2 separate regions of the Homo sapiens genome follow, and region 1 is linked to region 2. The links are chromatin loops, found by intact Hi-C in ENCODE. Cell type or tissue: PC-9. All regions are shown on one strand. Links, peaks and the distances in the headings refer to the core of each region. The heading gives the core; the rest is flanking DNA.

Evidence for each region. Peaks named below come from ENCODE experiments on the same cell type or tissue, not always from the same donor. Only the 100,000 strongest peaks of a DNase experiment are listed, where the experiment ranks them.
Region 1: it touches region 2 in a loop (4-fold over the local background); 10 of 110 quality-filtered maps call a loop at or near these places.

What each region holds. Positions count from the first base shown.
Region 1 is chr1:17,566,520-17,574,840 of GRCh38, forward strand. All of the region lies in intron 1 of ARHGEF10L (Rho guanine nucleotide exchange factor 10 like), which reads left to right. Among named protein-coding and RNA genes, the nearest start is that of ARHGEF10L, 31 kb to the left of the region's middle. RefSeq lists enhancers at 1,937-2,453, 2,675-2,969, 2,970-3,486, 4,003-4,519. In PC-9, for the core only: a CTCF peak has its summit at 6,434; a DNase peak (open chromatin) is centred at 3,302; H3K4me3 peaks cover 640 bases; H3K27ac peaks cover 3,286 bases.
Region 2 is chr1:17,497,712-17,506,032 of GRCh38, forward strand. No RefSeq gene overlaps it. Among named protein-coding and RNA genes, the nearest start is that of ARHGEF10L, 38 kb to the right of the region's middle. In PC-9, for the core only: a CTCF peak has its summit at 4,791 (motif pointing right); a DNase peak (open chromatin) is centred at 4,770.

The sequences.
Region 1 (8,321 bases), core at 106-8,105, 69 kb after region 2:
GGATGTGGAGGGGCCCTTGGAGGCTGTGCACCTTGCCCAGGCCACAGAGAAGCAGGGCCCCTGGCGGAATGAACTGGATCATTGCCAGGTGTTCATGTGCCCTGTTCTGTGTGGATGCAGTGTTGGGCCGGTCATCACATGGCCACATGGAGTATGCAGGGCCAGTATCAGACCTGGGAGAGTTGAGTCCAGATGTTCAACTGTCCTCTTGAATCTCAGTTCAGCCCCGGTATTCTCCTTCACCTCACAGCACCTATGACCAGGGGACCAAGTGCTCATCAGCAAACCCCATAACCTCGAGTGCTTCCTGGGGCACAATAAAGATTTGCTGAATGAGCAAGGGGGGGTTGTTGGATGGCAGAGGGATGCCAAGGGATGCAGACTGGCTTTTCTGTCACCCTCTCGAATGCCGTTGAACTTAAAAGTCCCCAGAGTGAGGGAGCGGGGTCTGGAGACCTTGGCTCTGACAAAGCACGTGTGGAAGATGTGACTGCCATCACTCTCTTCCTGCTTTGCACCCTGATCTGGAAGCAGATGGTGTCCCCGTGTCCCTGTCCTCTGACAAAGAACTGGGCCACAGGACGACCTTGGATAGACCTGGCAAAGGCTCAGTGTTGGCAGGCAGTGTCCAGGTGGCCATCCGTGCATCCGCCCCTCCAGCTAGCATTTTTGGGCACCTGTTATGCTTGCTGGCAGTCTGCAAGAAGCGAGCCCTTGATCCCACCTTCCCAGGCCACTGGCCTCTTTCTGCTGGTTACTTGGGATGCTCCTGTGTCAAGTGACATTGGGGACATGCTGGTGGATCATTGAAGGTTTGCTGCCTGGAGGGGTTTGCTGTCCCTAAATTGAGCAGAATTTTTTTTTTGAGATGTAGTCTCACTCTGTCGCCCAGGCTGGAGTACAATGGCGCGATCTCGGCTCACTGTAATCTTCGCCTCCCAGGTTCAAGCGATGCTCCTGCTTCAGCCTCTTGAGTAGCTGGGATTACAGGCATGTGCCACCATGCCCAGCTCCTTTTTTGTATTTTTAGTAGAGACAGGGTTTTACCATGTTGGTCAGACTGGTCTCAAACTCCTGACCTCAAGTGATCCACCTGTCTTGGCCTCCCAAAGTGCTGGGATTACAGGCGTGAACCACTGTGACCAGCCTAGCAGAATATTTTTTGAGATCCAGTCAGGAAGTGGAACCTGAGTTCCCGGGGCTGATTCTCCAGCCGGCGTGCTTTGCTTGAAGGGTCCATGTCTGCAGATGGCTCCAAGCTGGCCCTGTGCTGACTATGCGGATGCAGGGAATTGGAATGTCTCTTTGGCACCATGCACAGAGCTTGGTCATTGCTGCATTTCGCACCAACTAAGGCAACTCTGGCCTTGCTGTCTCATTTTTGGATCCTCCCCCTTCCTGTCCTTGACCCTCTTCCCTGGAATCTTGACTTTAAAAGAGGAAGGGGCTGGGTGCAGGCTTTTGGGTGCTCAGCACTGGGCCAAGCTGATGGCTTCCTGTAGCACTTCAGTGAGGGCAGGTACTGCATGGTCAGATGCTGCTAGAGGGGCTGCCTCCTAAGCCTTGCCTTCACCATCCAGGCAGGCAGTGCCTTCCTGGAGGGCAGTGACGGGGAGCTCTGGGACCCTTCAGCTCTAGCCTGGGACACCACCCCTTCTTGTAGGCCGGTGCTGCTGTTCATTTAGCAGGAGGCAGTCATTTATTCATTCAACAAACATTTATTGAGCACTTACTGTGTTCCAGGCTCTCAGTGAAGCACTTTCTGAGAATTATTATCTCATTTAATCATTAGAACAGCCCTGTGCATGGTGATTCTTATAGTTGTCATTGTATGGAAGAGGAAACCAGGGATCGGAGCAGTGGATGGCATCTGTGTCACAGCTGGCCTCAGCTGGGATCGAGCACAGAGCTCAGTCTCCTAAAAATCCCTACCCAGGGCATGATGGTGACATGGCAAAAAGGGGAACCTGGGGGGCACACTGGCAGGACCAGAGATTGCTTCAGAGCAGAAATGACCTGGAGTAGAGTGGTCCCATTTTTCACTGGGCAAGCAGTGGTGTCTCTGCCTGCAGGATGTCGGGGGGTGCTTGAAGCTCATTACACCCAGTGTGGCTTCCATGCCAAGGCAGAAGGAATACTAGGGGGAGTTTAGGACCAGGCTGTGGGCGGCATCCGCATTGTCTGGTTCCTCGTAAGTCGCACCACAGGGTTGGTCAGCAGCAGTTCAGCTCTTGTTAAAGCTGATAGGGAAAGAGGACGGGTGTTTGGGAACAGTTCTCTTGGGGGATCCTGGTCCCGGATTTGACTTCAACTCAGGACAACAGGACTCAGGGCAAATCCTTTTAATGATTGAAGCCATCCCTCCCTGCTCTCCCTCCCCCAACACCTCCAGCCCAGTCTTCCCTGTCCCCTTCCCACAGCCCCAGTCCGCATCTTCTCAGATTGTGAAGTTAATTGCAAGGGAGTGGGATGGACCCATTGGCCTGATCCTGATGGATCTTTCCAGTCACAGCTGAAAGACCTTGGGTCTAATCATGGATCCACCTTTGATCAGATTCTTGGCTTTGAACAAATCTCTCTCCCTCTCTGAGCCTCAGTTTCCTCCTCTGTAAAACAGGGTCAGGTACCTGCCATTCGTGGGTTGGCTCTGCCCCTGGAGGAACTGGTGGGAGGATTAGGGGAGGCACCAGGCATCCCCTGGCCTGGAGCAGTGCTCAGAGCCAACTCCCGCCAGAGGTGCCCCAGAACAGCTGGAACTGCACTCACACCCTTATCTGGGGAGGACAGCACATCACTGAGGGGTGTGGTTTGAATCATAAGTGCTGGCTGCTCTGAATTCAGCCAGAGCTATCCTGGGCTGTGTGGCTGAGGGCCCCCGGGGGTCCTGGGGCTCCATGCTGGGCTTGCATTTCAGGAGACCTCAGATGCTGCTGGCCTGCTTGCCCTGCCGTTGTTGGGTGGGTTGAGCTGTTTTTAGCTCTAAGCTTTGCAAAGGCTGTTTCTTTCCTGCCCAGAGCTCCCTCGTGGGACAGAGTGAACAGGCCCCTCCCTGCCAGACAGAGATTGGGCCTGAAGAAAGAGCTTGGAGCCAGATGGGACCCTGTGGGCTTTGAAAGGGAGGCCTGGTTTGCTCTCTGTGGCCTGCCAACCTGGGACACCGGTGCCCAGCCTTGCTCCTTCCCTGGGAAACTGAATAGACGCCAGGGTCTCACACCTGCCCCGTGGGAAAGGCTGGGGTATGTGCCTGCCTGGTGACGGTGGCAGCCGCGGAGGCTCGCGGATCCTGTCCCCTTTGCCGGCCACATGCTTCTGACTCATCAGAGGAAGAATGTGGTCTTTTTGGGAGAGAGTTTTTAAAAATAGTCCAAGTCCTCCTCTGGCCCTGTCCCACTCCTCCCCTTCTGACCATTTCCTGGCATCAGCCCCAGACCTCTTTCCACTCTGGTTTTGGGGAACTGCCCCTTTGCAACTTGGCTGTGAATCTGTTTGTGAACCTTACTGGGGAGGAGCTGTCCTGGGTGCAGGCTGGTTTCAGAAGGGAGGGGCCCAGCTGTGGCCGCCTCCTCCCCAGGGGCCCGACTTGGGACGAGGGATTTCTGCATTCCTTTGGCAACTGTGCCTTGGGTCGCCTGTGTGTCAGGCCTGTGCCATGGGTGCAGATAAGAGCGGTGAACAGTGGTCACAGTCCTGCCTTCATGGAGTCCACATTCTCATAGGAGGAAACTGATAAATAACTAAAATTTGTAGTTGCCAGAGGTGTTAAATCCTGTGAGGATGGGGACACTGGGTCAGGGCATGTGTGTGGGCTGTCAGGAGAAGGCCTCTGATACAGCGACCTTGGAGCAGAGCCCTGAAGGTGAGGGCAGCAGTGTGTGGGTATCTGGGGGAACAGCATTTCAGGCAGTGGGAACAGCAAGTGCAAAGGCCCTGAGGCAGAAACATGCTTGGGGCATTCAGGGAGCTGGAAGGTGGTGGTGACTAGAGTGAGCTGTGTGGAGAGAGGTAGGACATGAAGTCGGGGGGGTTGTGGGGGCTCTGACACGTGGGGCCTCAGAGATCAAGATGAGGGCTTGGGTCTTCCTTAAATGAGGTGAGAAAACATTCCAGGCTCTGAGCGGAGGATGAACTTGGCCGCTGTGCTGAGAACAACATGTCAGGGCAGGGGTAGAGGTGAGAGCAGAGGGACTGGTCAGGAGGCGTTTTGAATAGCCCAGGTGAGAGATGATGGTGGTTTGGGCCATGGTGGTACTGTGGAGGGGGTGAGATGCGCTCGGATTCTGGGCGTATGTTGAAGGTAGAGCCAGCAGGTTTGCTGAAGGGTGGGCCCTGGGTGTGAGACAGAGGTGTCAAGGATGACTCCAAGGTTTTGGCCTTAGCAGCTGGTGGGATGGTGCTAGCAAGCGGGATGGGAAGACTGGGAGGAGCAGGGTTCTTTGTTCTGGCAGCATGGTGATCAGGAGGTGGGTATGGGCACGTTAAGGCTGAGATGCCCGATCAATCACTGAGTGAAGACACAGAGCAGGCAGAGGGGCAGAGCCTGGAGTTCAAGGGCAGGACAGGCTGGAGGCATCACTATGGCCATGGCTTAGGACCCACGAAGTGAGCCAGGTGACCCAGGTGGCCCAGGGAGGAGCCGCGGTGTAGCCTGAACCTGGGAACTGCCAACCTGGAGGGAGGAAGGAGGAGCGGAGGAAGGGGAGCTGGAGCGAGACGTGAAAGAAGGGAGCAGCTGGCAGGTCAGGCAGAATGGGGACCGAGATGCTCCTCTCTCCCCATCCTGGTCCATCAGAACCGGTGTAGTGGAGGCCGCAGGTGACCTCGTGAGCTGGCTGGCAAAGCGGTGGGCACACACTTGGTTGGGAATAGGTAGCTCAGCACAGAATAGGAGACAGGGACAGGAGACGGAGCATGGGCACTCCTCGGGGAAGTCTTGTAAAGGGGAGCAGAGAAATGGGGTAGTGGGTGGAGAGGGTATGGGATCAGATGAGCAGTAATGCAGCGTATTTATTCATTTATTTATTATGACTTTTTTGAGATGGAGTCTTGTTCTGTCACCCCAGCTGGAGTGCAGTAGTGCGATCTTGGCTCACTGCAACCTCTGCCTCCTGGGTTCAAGTGATTCTCCTGCCTCAGCCTCCCGAGTAACTGGGATTACAGGTGCCCGTCACCACTCCCGGCTAATTTTTGTATTTTTAGTAGAGATAGGGTTTCACCACCTTGACCAGGCTGGTCTTGGACCTCTGAGCTCAAGTGATCCACCAGCCTTGGCCTCCCAAAGTGCTGGGATTATAGGCATGAACCACCATGTCTGGCCACATATTTCTATTTGCTGGGAAGGATCCAGTAGAGAGGAGCTGCGTCTCTTGGTGGCCTCGGCTTCTACCCTAGAAAGACGTCCTTGTACCATGCAAAAGACTCCTCCCTTCCCTCCTTACCCCATCTCATTTCTGGCATCAGCTCAGAGGCCAGTTTGGGGGGGCTCCTCCAGTTGCCCATCTGCAGACCTGTGGACCAGTGATGGGATGGGCAGGGGACCCCTGCAGGTAATTCCGCTCAGAAAGGCAGGGGCCATGGATGGGCAGCAATTCTGAGATCCAGCTGTGCGCAACCATCTCCCTGACCCAGCCCGAATTCTTTGCTTGCGGGGGTCAGTCCACCCGATGTGGGAGGGTGCGGCCTGGGAGAGACCACCAGGGCACCGGCAGAGGAGAACGCCTTGTACTGGGTCCATTTTGGGAGCCCGGGACGCCCTCCTCAGCCCCCTGCTCCATGGGGCCTTGTGGGAATATCAGGGTAGAAAACTCTGCAGGCATGGAGAGTTTAGCTGTGGGTTAGCTCCCACCTGTGACCGATGGAGAGCGTGGTGCGGGCCCCTTCCTGCTGTCCCTCTGTTGTGCTTTAGGTGAGTTCCTGCCCAGGGCTGGGCCAAGTTTATTACCTTACTTCTTCCTCATCTGAACTGGAGAGAGCCTCACCTCCTTGCACACTCCCCCCTTTTACTTACAAAGCTAAGTGAGTCTAAGAAGCCTAAGCCAGTGGTGGAGCCAGGATCAGAACACGCCTGATCCCCTAGCCCCTGCCCTGGCTCTGATCTGGAAGTGGGGCACTGTGCCCTCCCCTGCCTTGGGTATGTACCCGCTGGCCTCCTGTGGCTGCTGCCTGAGGACAGGAACCCGGAACTCTCTTTTGTTTCTTTGTCCCCAGTGCCAAGCTGGGGCCTGGCAGGCAGTAGGTGCGCAGTGAGAAGTTGGCTGAGTGGGGAAGGATGAGTGGCTTACTTTGTGAAAGGTGGAGGAGGTGAGCCTGACCCCTGGAGGTGAGGAGGGTGAACTGGGGTCACAGATTCCCCAAAGGTTGTACCTCAGCTTGGCCCCCTGGAGGCTTTAGTTCAGCCCTGAGGTGTAGCAGGAGCAACGCTGCCCCTCCCTTTGGCTCCACCCTGATGCCTGGGGAGTGGTAGACACCCCTGTGTGTGCCCCCAAATCCTACTGTTTCCCTTGGCAGTGCCCCTCCGTGAGCTCCAGCTCTTTCCTGCCATTCTTCCGTCTGTACACCTGCTGGGTTGCAGGGACGCACATGGACCTCCCTTTCCCTGCCTGCCTCATCCTCCTGGGGGGCTTTGGGTAGGTCCCTTCCCATCTGAGCCTCAGCTTCCCTGTGTCTAAAAAGGAGGTGAGGAAACCCACCTCTCAGGCTGCCTGCAGCCTAAACACACTCTCATGCTAAGTGGCGAGGGCCCAGCAGCGAGGACGCCCAGCAGCTGGGAGGCGGGCATCCCTGTTGTAGGTGGGGAAGCTGAGGCTCTGATGGGCGAGTTGATGGCACACAGTATGTGTCATGCCAGCTGCTGTCCCCTCTCTGGCTTCCAGGTGGGAGCCACGGTGCCCCATCACAGGGACACCCCTGATGTGGGGCTGAGGGTCTGGGGTTCTCTGGAGAAGAGGGGGGTCAGTTCAGCTGATGGCAGGTGGCTTCCTCCGGCACTTCAGCTTCTTCACTCCTTCTGCTGGGCTGGATCGCCGGGGACAAAGGGGTTAATGTGTCTGGGGGCTGGGAGGGAAGGAGGAAGAGCAGGAGGAGGAGGTAGAGGAGGGGGGCTGGAGATAGAGTCTGGGGCCGCCCCCCTCCCACGCTGTCCAGCCACTTCTCCAGGCTGGCTCTGGTTTCCCAGGCAACAGCCCCCAGGGGTCCCCTCTGGCCTGGCCTCAGGGTCGGCTCCTTCCCACAGAGACCTACTCCCAGGGCCCCCTCCCCAGTGCTCCCCACTCTTCCTGCCTGCAGATCCTCACCAGGGGCTCCCTAGGAGGTCAGTGCGGGAGGGTGGGTGCCACCGACTCTGGGCTCAGGACAGAGTCTCCATTGTCTGAGGCTCCAGCCATTGACCAAACTTGGCCCCTGCCCCAGTGAGGCAGGCCCCCTTCTCAGAGCTCCCCTCCCCCTCCCTGGTGAAGAGGAAAGGAAGTTGGAGCCGCCCCCACCTCGGGAAGCCCTTTGAGTGTCCATCAGGTCGGTGAGGGAGGAGCTGGGGTGTGTGGTCCCTTGCCAGATTCTGCAGCTCTGGCACCTGCAGGGTTGAGGAGGGTCTGGGAGGACGCTCCCTGACCCACCCACTCCCCTACTCCCCCTTCCACCCTGGGCCTGGGACCAGGCTGAGGGTCCTGCCCTCTTGCTCCCAGGGGCTCCGTAGCTGTGTGGCCTTGGGGATGCCCCTCAGTCTCTGTCAGCCTCATTTTCCTCATCTGCTATGGGAATCAAATGAGATGCAAACTAAAATGTTCAGTATGGGGCCCGGTGCAGACAGTGCTCGGAGGTGTCAGCTATTGTCATTTCAAATTTTGTGATCTCAGGCCTGGTGTTCCGGTGGAATACGTTTGTCTTGGACTTAGTTTAGCAGTCTGTAAAATGAGAAAATGCTGTTGGTCCTCAGGGACTGGCAGGAACCGTGGGAAGGAAACTGACATTCATTACAAACCTACCAGTGTTGTCCAATGTCATCTTATTTACACCTGCACCTGACAGGTAAGCACAGGAGGCGCAGAGGGCTGCCTGCTTCGGAGTGGGGCTGCTGGAGAGCAGAGGATGAGTGTTGTCTGGGCTGGCTTCATACCAAGGCCGGGTTCCTGTCCACACACCTCATCCTTCTCTTCTGCCTGCGCCCCTCCTGCTATAGCTCTGCCTGTGTTTTCTTGAAGGCAGCTCCTCTCTCCCCATCCCGGACTCTCCACCAGGTGGCCCTTTGCGCTGAGAAGAGCTGTGGGCATCTTGCTGCCCTGCGTGGGGGAGCCGTGGGCCCTCTTCTCTGTCAGGAGACCCCGCCCCAC
Region 2 (8,321 bases), core at 23-8,022:
TTGGTCAATGGGCACTGAAGTTGGTTCCATATCTTTGCAATTGTGAAGTGTGCTGTAATAAATATATGCATATAGGTATCTTTTTTTTTTTTGAGATAAGAGTCTTGCTCCGTGTAGAGTGAAGTGGCACAATCTTGGCTCACTGCAACTTCTGCCGCCTGGGGTCAAGCAATTCTCCTGTCTCAACCTCCTGAGTAACTGGGATTACAGGCTTTTTTGTATTTGTAGTAGAGACAGGGTTTCACCACGTTGGCCAGGCTGGTCTTGAACTCCTGACCTTAGGTGATCCGCATGCCTGCCTTGGCCTCCCAAAATGCTGGGATTACAGGTGTGAGCCACAGCACCCAGCCTAATGACTACTTTCCCTCTGGATAGATACCCAGTAGTGGGATTGCTGGATTGAATGGTAGATCTACTTTTAGTTGTGGGGGATCGGTCAGAGAGGTGGGAAAAACTACCGGGAAAGGACGCAAATCTTCTGAAAGGTCGGAAGGTTCTGCAGAGCCCCGGGGGAGAATAGCTGAAGGCAACTGTTCTATAACCCTCAGGCAGAGGGCAAGGAGTAGGTAGAAGGGAGTGTAGAGGAATTTATCTGAAACAGGCTTGTTTACTTATGTTGACCAGCAACTGACCTTTGATCATCCTCACACACGTGTGAGATTGCTGAAAGGGGAACAATTAATGTTAATTACTTACAGGTTGTGTTGGCTCCAGGTTTTTGGCATTGTGCCTGCACTGAATAAAAGCAAGCGGCTCCAGCTTCTTGGGACTGCTCTCTGGCCACGAGAGCCAGGCAGCCACCTAGTTGCTCTTACACTGCATACCTGTGTCTGAGTACTCATTTCATCCATCAGCCAGGGTCTGCAGGACAGACCCAGCATTTAGTTCTTTAAGAAAGCTCCATACTCTTTTCCACAGAGGTTGTACATTCTGTGGAATCTGTATAATCTGTACAACAGATTATACACTGTTGGTGAGAATCTACATTCTCACCAGCAGTGTATAAGTGTTCCCTTTTTACCACATCCATGCCAATATCTATTGTTTTTTGACTTTTTAATAATGGCCATTCTTGCAGGGGTGAGGTAGTATCTCACTGTGGTTTTAATTTGCATTTCCCTGATGATTAGTGATGTTGAGCATTTTTTCATTTGTTTGTTGGCCGTTTGTATATTTTCTTTTGAGGAATATCTATTCATGTCCTTTGCCCACTTTTTGATGAGATTATTTGTTTTTTTCTTGCTGACTTGTTTGAGTTCCTTATAGATTCTGGATATTAGTCCTTTGTCGGGTGCATAGTTTGTAAATATTTTCTGCCATTCTGTGGGTTGTCTGTTTGATGATTATTTCTTTCACTGTACAGAAGCTTTTTAGTTTAATTAGGTCCCATTTTTATCTTTGTTTTTGTTGTATTTGCTTTTGGGTTCTTAGTCATAAATTGTTTGCCTAAGCCAATGCCCAGAAGAGTTTTTCCAATGTTGTCTTCTAGAATTGTTGTTGTTTCAGGCCTTAGATTTAAGTCTTTGACCATCTCGAGTTGATTTTTGTATGAGGTGAGAGATAGATAGGAATCCAGTTGCATTCTTCTTTTTTTTGTTTTTTTTTTGAGACGACGTCTCGCTTTGTCACCCAGGCTGGAGTGCAGTGGTGCAATCTCGGCTCACTGCAACCTCCACCTCCTGGATTCAAGCAATTCTCCTGCCTCAGCCTCCCCAGTAGCTGGGATTACAGCGCCTGCCACCATGCCCGTCTAATTTTTGTATTTTTAGTAGAGATGAGGTTTCACCATGTTGGCCAGGCTAATTTCGAACTCCTGACCTCAGGTGGTCCACCCACTTCGGCCTCCCAAAGTGCTAGGATTACAGGTGTGAGCCACTGTACCTGGCCCAGTTTCATTCTTCTACATGTGGCCAGTTTTCCTAGCACCGTTTATTAAATAGGGTGTCCTTTCCCCAATTTATGTTTTTGTATACTTTGTTGAAGATCAGTTGGTTTTAAGTATTTGGCTTTATTTCTGGGTTCTCTGTTGTGTTCTGTTGGCCTATGTGTCTGCTTTTATACCAGTATCATGATGTTTTGATAACTATAGCCTTGTATAATTCAAAGTCAGGTAATGTGATGCCTCCAGATTTGTTCTTTTTGCTTAGGATTACTTTGGCTATTTGGGGTCTTTTTTGGTTCAATATGAATTTTAGGATTTTTTTTTTTTTTTTTTTTTTTTTTGAGATGGAGTCTTGCTCTGTTGCCAGGCTGGAGTGCAGTGGTGTGATCTCAGCTCACTTCAACCTCCGCCTCCTGGGTTCAAGTGATTCTTCTGCCTCAGCCTCCTGAGTAGCTGGGACTACAGGCACGAGCCACTATGCCCAGTTAATTTTTGTTTTTTGTTTTTTTTTTGAGATGGAGTCTCGCTCTGTCACCCAGGCTGGAGTGCAGTGGCGTGATCACCCCTCACTGCAAGCTCCGCCTTCTGGGTTCACACCATTCTCCTGCCTCAGCCTCCCGAGTAGCTGGGACTACAGGTGCCTGCCACCACGCCCGGCTAATTTTTTGTATTTTTAGTAGAGACGGGGTTTCACCATGTTGGCCAGGATGGTCTTGACCTCTTGACCTCGTGATCCACCCAACTCGGCCACCCGAAGTCCTGGCATTACAGGCGTGAGCCACCATGCCCAGCCCCTTGTTTTTTCTAATTGTGTGAAAAATGATGTTGGTATTTTGATAGGAATTGCATTGAATCGGTGGATGACTTTGGGAAGTATGGTCATTTACATGATATTGATTCTTCTAATCCATGAGCATGGGATGTATTTTCATTTGCTTGTGTCATCTATGACTTATTTCAGCAGTGTTCTGTAGATCTCCTTAGATCTTTCTTTCTTTTTTTTTTTTTTTTTTTGAGACAGAGTCTTGCTGTGTTACCCAGGCTGTAGGGCAGTGGTGGCACAATCTCGGCTCACTGCAACCTCCACCTCTTGGGTTCAAACGATTCTTGTGCCTCAGCCTCCCGAGTAGCTGGGACTACAGACGTGTGCCACCACGCCTGGCTAATTTTTCAATTTTTTTAGTAGAGACAGAGTCTCGCCATGTTGGCCAGGCTGGTCTTGAACTCCTGACCTCAAGTGATCCACTTGCCTTGGCCTCCCAAAGTGCTGGAATTACAGGTGTGAGCCACCATGCCCAGCCAGAAAGAGTTTTCACATGCTTGGTTAAGAATAATCCTAAGAGGCCAGGCATGGTGTCTCATGCCTGTAATCCCAGCACTTTCGGAGGTGAGATGGGAGGATCACTCGAGGCCAGGAGTTCGAGACCAGCCTGGTCAACATAGTGAGACCCCTATCTTTATTAAAAAAAAAAAAAAGAATATTTTGTTAGGTATTTTACTTTGTTTTTACAGCTATTGTAGAAGGGATAGAATTCTTGAGTTGATTCTCAGCTTGGTCGTTGTTGGTGTATAGCAGTGCTATTGATTTGTGTACATTTATTTTGTAACCTGAGACTTTACTGAATTAGTTTACAAATCTAGAAGTCTTTTGGAGGAGTCTTTAGGGTTTTGTAGGTGGGTGATTATATCATCGGCAAACAGAGCTAGACTTCTTCTTTTCCAATTTGGATGCTCTTTCTTTCTTTCTCTTGCCTGATTGCTCTAGCTGGGAAGTTTCCCTGTTTCTTTTGGTTTTCATTTTTGAAGCCTCCCGTGGCATGTAGGACTTATATTAAACACATCACTATGCTTTTCTCTTAATTTGTTTTTTGTTACAGGTGGCTCAGCCAAGAACCTAGTGATGGGTGAGGAAAAGAAATCTTCTCAGCTGGGCTCAGTGGCTCATGCCTGTAATCCTAGCACTTTGGGAGGCCGAGGCAGGTGGATCGAGGCTGAGGCAGGAGAATTGCTTGAACCTGAGAGGTGGAGGTTGCAGTGAGCTGAGATCACGCCACTGCACTCCAGCCTGGGTAGCCTGGGTGACAAAGGGACTTTGTCTCAAACACACACACACACACACACACACAACACACACACACACACACAAAACAAAGAAATCTTTTATCTCCTGCAGGGTTTCTATGTGATTTTTACTTGAGCAATACAAGAGTATATTGTCCAGGTGAGCACCCTGAGACTAATGGTGAGGGTTGACCCTGAGTTCCACATTGGTTGGCATTCATATTTCTGTTTCTTTCTTCCTCTTTTTTTTTTTTTTTTTGGAGACACAGTCTTGCTCTGTTGCCCAGGCTGGAGTGCAGTGGCACGATCTCGGCTCACTGTAACCTCCACCTCCTGGGTTCAAGCGATTCTCCTGCCTCAGCCTCTCAAGTAGCTGGGATTACAGGCTCCCACCACCATGCCTGGCTAATTTTTGTATTTTTAGTAGAGACAGGGTTTCACCATGTTGGTCAGGCTGGTCTCGAACTCCTGACCTTGTGATCCTCCTGCCTCAGCCTCCCAAAGTGCTGGGATTACAGGCGTGAGCCACCGCACCTGGCTATGTTTCTGTTTCTGATTGGGGAGGTGGAGCTACTGACCTCTGGATGGAGGAAAAGATGCTCTGTGGCCACCACCAGGCTCTAACCTTTTATTTCATTGATTCCTCGGAGCCAGGATGAGAGGTAGCATCATAATCCTGATTAGTGGACAAGAAAACTGAGGCTCCAGAACACTGAGTGACTGGTTCAAGGTCCACACCTGCAAGCCCAGAGGCTGCCTATGGGGCGGGGTAAGGGGCACAGGATCATGCCCTTCATACAGTCCCCGCAGTCCTGGAGGTGCTGCTCAGTGCACGACGCCAGGGGGCGCCATGCGCATCGAAGAACCCTCTGTGGTTTCCCAGTCCTTGGGGCTGCAGCTGCTGCCTTCTTCGACCGATTTCTGCGGAGATGGTTTCGTGAGGACAGCATTATAAATGGGAATGATCCATGATACTCATGACTGGGCCCTTGGGGACTGGGCCCCTGCCAAGCCATGTGATCCAAGGCCTCCTCGTACTTGCTTTCCTTTCTGTGATGTCTTGCCTGTGCCCCAGCTGCCTGTGCTGTGAATTTAATTCCTGCAATAGGAATCTCATAAATGCATGGGTGGCCAGGCAAATAGGTATAAATAAGTAAAAAAGTTGTGCCTCTGAAGCTCTCCGTGGGGTAACTCATCCTCAGAAGAATGTTTATGGGCCTGAGCTGGAAAGGGAAGAAGTGCAAGTTCCATCCTCAACAAGGTGCCTGTTGGCAATTTGAGCTGGAAGTAGGGTCAGGATGACATAATAGTGAAGTGACGGGTCTGTGTTCCAGTCCTGAGCCAACCACTGTGTGCGTGTCAAAAATAGCCACCATGCTTCATTTCTCCCATTGTTGAGGCATATTTTTCCACTTCTTTTGGACCAATACGAAGTGATGGAAGTGAGGACTTGTGGCTTCCAAGCCAGGCCCTCAAGAGGTCTTGCCCACTTCCACATTCTCTCTCTCGGACCTTGGTGTGATATGAGCCTGGGTTAGAGTGCAGGGGGATGAGAGACCATGAGGAGGAGAGTGTCCCAAGCAAGGCCATCCTAGACCAGCCTGTCCCCATCAGGCCTGCCAGCTGACAGCAGACTCCTGAGAAAGCCAAGTCCAGTTGAGTTCAACCTAGCTCAACCCTGGCCAGCAAAACCACACGGCGAACCTGCAGATCCTGAACTGTAATAGAGGCTTATCATTTTATAAGTCATTCCATTTAGATTAGTTTATTATGCAGCAACAATTAACTGATATGGCCAATTATAGTGAAATGGTCATGGTCCATTTGCATACTCTGTGAGCCTCAATTTCTTTTCTTTTTTTTTTTTTTTTTGAGATGGAGTCTTGCTTTGTTGCCCAGGCTGGAGTGCAGTGGCATGATCTCCGCTCACTGCAAGCTCTGACTCCCAGGTTCATGCCATTCTCCTGCCTCAGCCTCCCTAGTAGCTGGGACTACAGGCGCCTGCCACCACGCCTGGCTAATTTTTTTGCATTTTTAGTAGAGACGGGGTTTCACTGTGTTAGTCAGGATGGTCTCGATCTCCTGACCTCGTGATCCACCCGCCTCGGCCTCCCAAAGTGCTGGGATTACAGGCGTGAGCCACCGCGCCCGGCCGCCTCAATTTCTTTATCTGTGAAACAGGTAACGCTATATGATAGTAGTCTCTGTCCCAGAGAAGCAATATGAGGAATAAATTAAATGTTCATAAGATTCTTCTCACAGTGTCTGACATGGAGAATATCAGCTGGAACGGGCCTGGTGGTGCTGCCATAATTAGCAACCCTAGGCTGCGCCCAGTGGCTCATGCCTGTAATCCCAGCACTTTGGGAGGCTGAGGCAGGTGGATCACCTGAGATCAGGAGTTTGAGACCAGCCTGGCCAACATGGTGAAACCCTGTCTGTACTAAAAATACAAAAATTAGCCGCGAGTAGTGGTGCTCGCCTGTAGTCCCAGCTACCTGGGGAGCTGAGGCAGGAGAATCGCTGGAACTCGGGAGGCGGGGGCTTCAGTGAGCCAAGATCATGCCACTACACTCCAGCCTGTGTGACAGAGCAAGACTCCATCTCAAAAAAAAAAAAAAAAAATTAGCAATCCCAAATATTAGTGACTTTAAACAGCAAAGGTCGGCCAGGTCCGGTGGCTCACACCTGTAATCCCAGAACTTTGGGAGGCGGAGGCGGGCAAATCACGAGGTCAGGAGTTCGAGACTAGCCTGGCCAATATGGTAAAACTCCATCTCTAATAAAAATACAAAAATTAGCTGGGCACAGTGGCTCACGCCTATAATCCCAGCACTTTGGGAGGCAGAGGTGGGCAGATCACGAGGTCAGCAGTTTGAGACCAGCCTGGCCAACATGGGTTAAACTCCGTCTCTACTAAAAATACAAAAATTAGCCAGGTATGTTGGCAGGCACCTGTAATCCCAGCTACTCGGGCGGCTGAGGCAGGAGAATTGCTTGAACCCAGGAGACAGAGGTTGCAGTGAGCCGAGATCAGGCCACTGCACTCAAGCCTGGGTGACAGAGCAAGACTCCGTCTTGGAAAAAAATAAAAATACAAAAATTATCTGGGCATGGTGGCACGCGCCTGCAATCTCAGTTACTAGGGAGGCTGAGGCAGGAGAATCGCTTGAACCCAGGAGGCGGAGGTTGCAGTGAGCCGAGATCGTGCCACTGCACTCCAGCCTGGGCGACAGAGCAAGACTCCGTTTCAAAAAAAAAAAAAAAAAGTCTGGGCGGGGTGGCTCATGCCTGTAATCTCAGCACTTTGAGAGGCCGAGGTGGGCAGATCATAAGGTCAGGAGATCAAGACCATCCTTGCTAACACGGTGAAACCCCGACTCTACTAAAAATACACACATGCACAAAAAAATTAGCCAGGCATGGTGGCGGGCGCCTGTAGTTCCAGCTACTCGGGAGGCTGAGTCAGGAGAATTGCTTGAATCCAGGAGCAGAGGTTGCAGTGAGCCGAGATCGTGCCATTGCATTCCAGCCTGGGCAACAGAGTGAGACTCCATCTCAAGCAACAACAACAACAAAACAGCAAGCGTCTATTTCTTGCCCTTGTTACATGTCTGCAGTAGGTGGACCAGGAGCTGTGAGCATTATGGTCACGTAGAGTCCAGGGCTGGTGACGTTCTTCATCTCAGCACTTTTCTGGCCACTGCCCCAGAGAGAAAAGAGAAGCTCAGGAGGGAGTTCAGGACTCATCGGCCCCACCCACCCAAAGGGCCCATCCTTCTTTCTAGAAGGGGACAGCTGGAAGTATTTGGTGAACAACATTTACAACTTCATATGAGCAGTGAATGAGTGTTAGGTATTGCTTTCTGCTTGAGTCCTCAAGTTGGGAGAGTAGTAAAGTGAAAATAAAAAGAAGCAATATTGTTTTGTTTTGTCTTTTTGAGACAGGGTCTCACTTTGTCACCCAGCCTGGAGTGCAGTGGTGTGATCTTGGCTCACTGAAGCCTCCGCCTCCCAGGTTCCAGTAATTCTCCTGCCTCAGCTTCCCGGGTAGCTGGGATTACAGGTGCCCTCTACCATGCCCAGCTAATTTTTGTATTTTTGGTAGAGATGGGTTTCACCATGTTGCCCAGGGTGATCTCGAACTCCTGAGCTCAAGCAATACACCCACCTCGGCCTCCTAAAGTGCTGGGATTTCAGGCATGAGCCACTGCGCCCAGCTGGAAGCAATGGTAATAGAAATCACAATAGCATAATAGCGGCTCCACGTATTGAGTACCTACTGTATGCCAGCACAGGGACAGGCCTTTTATCTGTGTCATTGAATCCTTACAAGAACCCTGTTAGATCAATCTTATTATCCCCCTTTTAAAGCAGG